2 separate regions of the Homo sapiens genome follow, and region 1 is linked to region 2. Evidence: chromatin loops called from intact Hi-C (ENCODE). Cell type or tissue: heart right ventricle. All regions are shown on one strand.

Region 1 (2,500 bases), 280 kb before region 2:
GGGAGGCAGGGAGAGTTTTGTTGGGAATTCTGGGATCCTACTGCCTGGAGTTGGGGCAGGGGAGCACAGCCCAAGGAGGTCACATCCTGGTGGCCCTGCAGCCTCCTGGCATGTGGGAGGACATGCCTGGAAGAGACAGCATGAGGGGGGACCACATATGGAGGACTTTTTTTTTCTTTTGAGACAGAGTCTTGCTCTGTCACCCAGGCTGAAGTGCCGTGGCATGATCTCAGCTCACGGCAGCCTCCACCTCCTGGTCCCCTGAATAGCTGGGACCACAGGCGTGCACCACCACACCCAGCTGGTTTTTTTTTTGTTAGGGACAGGGTTTCACCACATTGCCCAGGCTGGTCTTGAACTTCTGGACTCAAGCAATCTGCCTGCCTCAGCCTCCCAGAGTGCTGGGAGGGATTACAGGCATAGGCCACCACATCCATCCTTTTTTTTTTTTTTTTTTTGAGACAGGGTCTTGCTTTGTCACCCAGGCTGGAGTTGAGTGCAGTGGTGCAATCTCAGCTCACTGCAGCCTCTGCCTCCTGGGTTCAAGCGATCCTCACACCTCAGCCTCCTGAGTAGCTGGCATCACAGGCATGTGCCACCATGCCCAGCTGCCCAGCTAATTTTTACATTTTTTATAGGGACAGGGTCTCACTGTTGCTCAGATTGGTCTTGAACTCCTGGCCTCAAGCAATCTGCCTGCCTTGGCCTCCCAAGGTGCTGGGATCGCAGGAGTGAGCCAGCCCCCAGTGCTAGCAGTGCTCTTGGGTAATGAACGTGTGAATGAGAGCACACTGAATGGTCGCGTGGGGCGGCCACCCTCCTGAGGGACAGCTCACTATGGACAGGTGATACCACCACTTGGTACCTCCTTTCTTCATCCATAATTTGCGAATGGTGACAGTGACTGTCCCACAGGCCTGGTGGGGTATTAATTCAGATAGTACACGTCCCACACCTAAGATGAGCCTGGCACAAAGCAGCGCTCAAAAACACACATCTTCCTTTAACTTCCTCCTCGGTTCCCCCAATGGGGGATCTTGCAGGCAAAGTGTTGACGAAAGGTCCGCCCGTTCCCAAGAACGACCCTAGAGGGCGCCAGGCAGCGGGGCTTGAATGGACCGGGCGGGTTTCGCTTTCCCGCTAGTAGCCGCCCGCGGCCGCCAGGGGGCAGCAGCTGCAAAGGGCGCCCGTGGGCAGCCGGGCCGCGCCTGTGGCCACGCAGTGCAGAGGCGGCCCCATCCGAGCGCTCGGGCGGGCGGGAGCGGAGCCGGAGCAGTGTCCCCGCCACCGCGGAACCTTCGCAGGCGGAACATTTTGCACATCCTTCCAGACCTTTCCTAAATCCTTACCTGCCTGCACAGGCACTCGTGGAAAATACGCGATACTGCCTTGTGTGTATGCATTTATCCAGCTTTTTATTTTGAAATAATTCCCAATTTTGGGGCTGGGCGCAGTGGCTCACGCCTGTAATCCCAGCACTTTGGGAGACCGAGGCGGGCAGATCACGAGGTCAGGAGTTCGAGACCATCCTGGCCAACATGGTGAAACACCGTCTCTACTAAAAATACAAAAAAAAATTAGCTGGGCGTGGTGGCGTGTGCCTGTAATCCCAGCTACTCGGGAGGCTGAGGCAGGAGAATCGCTTGAACCAGGAAGTCAGAGGTTGCAGTGAGACTCCGTCTCAAAAAAAAAAAAAAAAAAAAAAAAAATCCCAATTTACAGAAGGTGGCAAACACCGTGCAAAGAGACCCGGATATTCCTGTCCTGCAGATTCGCCATCTGTGAACATTGCCCCGCTATTCCTTCTCTCGCTCCTGCTTATATGGCATTTGAGAATAAGCTGCAGACTCCAGGCTTGCTCCCCTAAACAGCTCAGAGAGTATTTTGGAAATAAACGAACTCTCTCCCAAGTAATTGCAGTGAACCTTGAAAAATCAGGAAGCCACCACTGATCCAATGTCCCCATCGACTCCGCAGAGCCCCTGCCAATTTCCCCGCTGTCTCAGTGAGTCTTTGTGGGTCTTATGGGTCTTTGTGGGATGGCCCTCGCTCTAGCCTTGCCTGTTTCCTGTGGCTTCTTCATTTCCAGGAGGAACCCCTCAGAAGTGAGACTTTCCTCTTACAGCAACCTACCGGAGGCCCACGGGGCCAATCTGGCCATCGCTGGTGATGATAACCCTCATCGCTTGGGTATGATGGTGTCTGCCGCCATTCCCCACTGAAAAGTTAATTAGTAAGCATTTTGCATTCATTAATGAATAAGCAATTATTACACCGTTTCTGGGGAGAGAATTTGAGGTTTCCACTATGAGGTCAGGCTTACCCTTCTCTCTCATGTGTGTATGTGCGGGTCTCCGTCCATTTTGTCTTGCTATAAAAGATTACTTGAGACTGCATAATTTATCAGAAAAAAAAGAGGTTTACTTAGCTCACAGTTCTACAAGCTGAGAAGTTCAAGGGCATGGCCCTGGTGAGGACTTTCATTCTGTGTCACAAAATG
Region 2 (2,500 bases):
GCCCTGGGCCTCAGTTCAACCTGGTGGCACCAGATGCAACCTCACTATGGTATGCTGGCCAGCACCCTCTCCTGGGGGTGGCAGGCACACAGCAGCCCCCCAGCACTAAGGCCGTGTCTCTGAGGACGTCATCGGAGGCTGGGCCCCTGGGATGGGACCAGGGATGGGGGATGGGCCAGGGTTTACCCAGTGGGACAGAGGAGCAAGGTTTAAATTTGTTATTGTGTATTATGTTGTTCAAATGCATTTTGGGGGTTTTTAATCTTTGTGACAGGAAAGCCCTCCCCCTTCCCCTTCTGTGTCACAGTTCTTGGTGACTGTCCCACCGGGAGCCTCCCCCTCAGATGATCTCTCCACGGTAGCACTTGACCTTTTCGACGCTTAACCTTTCCGCTGTCGCCCCAGGCCCTCCCTGACTCCCTGTGGGGGTGGCCATCCCTGGGCCCCTCCACGCCTCCTGGCCAGACGCTGCCGCTGCCGCTGCACCACGGCGTTTTTTTACAACATTCAACTTTAGTATTTTTACTATTATAATATAATATGGAACCTTCCCTCCAAATTCTTCAATAAAAGTTGCTTTTCAAATTTTTGGCTCACTTTGCTGGGTGGAAGAGTGGGTGGCCAGGGAGGGAGTGGGGAGTCCTGGGAGGGAAGCAGCATCCTCAGAGCAGCTGGTCCTCCCCAGCTCCTCCTGGTGGGCACCGCCACCCCAACAGGTTTGGGGACAGGCTGTGTGGTGGGCCGAGGCGGGAGTATACAGGCCTGTTCCCAGGGGCAGCCTCCCATGGAAGGTGTTCCACCCCCATCTCCAGAGGCCTGGCCTGAGGGGAGATGGGAGGCCCTGGCTGGCCCTGCCCCCGTTGGGATCCACCTCTTCTTCCCTTGACCCCACCCAGCTTCACCCCAGCCATGAAGGAGACCATTGGACCACGTGGCCATCTGCCCCCCAGCCCCAGGTGCTGTTCCCCTGGGTAGGGCAGTGAATGAGACAGACCACCAGGAAGGACAGATAGGGCAGGGCCCAGAGTTGGGGCCAAGGTCATGGCCTGGGCCACGGTGGAAGTAAGGCTGGGAGGCCTGAGTGGCCTGTTCGAAGCTGGACAGAGCGGGAGGAGGGGCTGCAGGCGGTGGGAGGAGGGGCTGCAGGGGGCGGGAGGGGACAGGCTGGGGCCCAGGTTACCCCAGAGCACTACATCGAGCTCTGAGCCGGAACAGCCTGCAGAATGTGCCGGTGCTGCCACCTGGTGGACGCCTGCCGGAACCGCGCCCTGAGCCAGGAGAGGAGTCCACTGCCGAGCAACTGACAGCGGGTTGGCGACCAGGTTCCGGGTGGTTGGGTGACCAGCACGAGCCAGGGGCCTGGAGCTTCAGCTTCCTCATCTCTCAAATGGACTCCCCGTAGGTGTGGATGGTTGCAGAGTCAGGCCCCTGGCGATGGCAATTGGCCCCTCTCTAAGGCATTCCCAGGGGTGCGTGGCTGCCCTCACTTCCACTGGAGGGGGTGCCCCATAGGGAGCACAGGCTGGCGAGGATGTTCTGGGTCTGTGGGAGCCAAGAACAGCCACATCTGGAGCAGCCCGAAGCTCTCCTCTGGGTGATCCCTTATTGCTTCAGTTCTAACAGGCCGCAAAACTGATACCGCTTTTCGGGAAATACACGAAACATGACACAGTAAATGATGTTCCGAGGGTGAGAGGCATCTGGATTTCAGATCTATCAATAATGTGACTCTTAGAAACCAAAAAATACAGCAATGCCCTTCCAATATCCACAAACTTTGAGCAAAGCATTGCTGAAAGTAACCAAGGTATGGAAATGGTCAGGCAGACGCAGCATCTCCCAGACAGCCCGGCTGAGAAGCATGGGCTGCTTCTCCCAGCACGGCCCCCTCTGACAATATAGGATTGCCTTAGGGCCATTTCTTACCTTTTTTATGGTAGAGATAGGGTCTCGCTATGTTGTTCAGGCCGGTCTTGAACTCCGGGCCTCAAGTGATCCTCCTGCCTTGTCCTCCCAAAACGTTGGGATTATAAGGTGTGAGCCACCACACCTGGCCTCTTAGGGATAGTTCTATAGTCCAGAGAGAGAGAGGCTTCAACGTCATTGGCATTAATACAGACATGACCCTGTGTTATGTCCCCGTTACAAGTGGCTGAGGACCTAACAAAATGAACGCAGAAATGGAGACCCTCTGAGAATTTCCCGACCCTCCTAGCAGCCCCAGACAGAACCATCTACAGCAGGAGGCAGCATCCCAGGAGTGGGGTGGAGGGTGTCAGTGAGGGGTGAGATGTGCAAGGAGATGCACATCTCAGAGAGGAAACTCCAGGAGGTGCAGGTGCCCTTGCAAGGGGCAGTCCAGTCCTGGCCAGCGAGGCCAGAGCGGGTGGAGAGGGCCAGGATCCTGCAGCCCCAACAGGGCCTGCCGAACAGCGAGGGCTGTCTGGAGAGGTTGTAACAGGAATACGCCAACCAAGAGGAAGCTCTCCTTCCTGTGTCA

Evidence for each region. Peaks named below come from ENCODE experiments on the same cell type or tissue, not always from the same donor. Only the 100,000 strongest peaks of a DNase experiment are listed, where the experiment ranks them.
Region 1: it touches region 2 in a loop (4-fold over the local background); 16 of 110 quality-filtered maps call a loop at or near these places.

What each region holds. Positions count from the first base shown.
Region 1 is chr14:105,044,526-105,047,025 of GRCh38, reverse strand. All of the region lies in intron 1 of LOC124903398 (a long non-coding RNA gene), which reads right to left. Among named protein-coding and RNA genes, the nearest start is that of GPR132, 20 kb to the left of the region's middle. RefSeq lists a silencer at 1,076-1,335. In heart right ventricle, no CTCF peak of the experiment used is centred here; a DNase peak (open chromatin) is centred at 1,085; H3K27me3 peaks cover 422 bases.
Region 2 is chr14:104,767,434-104,769,933 of GRCh38, reverse strand. AKT1 (AKT serine/threonine kinase 1) reads left to right here. Exons shown (of 15, transcript NM_001382430.1): 15 at 1-585. It overlaps LOC102723342 (a long non-coding RNA gene), which reads right to left. Exons shown (of 3, transcript XR_429419.5): 2 at 1,927-2,070; 3 at 518-1,542. Among named protein-coding and RNA genes, the nearest start is that of SIVA1, 16 kb to the right of the region's middle. RefSeq lists enhancers at 1,088-1,382, 1,285-1,836, 1,837-2,387. In heart right ventricle, CTCF peaks have their summits at 1,049 and 1,253 (motif pointing left); a DNase peak (open chromatin) is centred at 1,253; H3K27ac peaks cover 825 bases.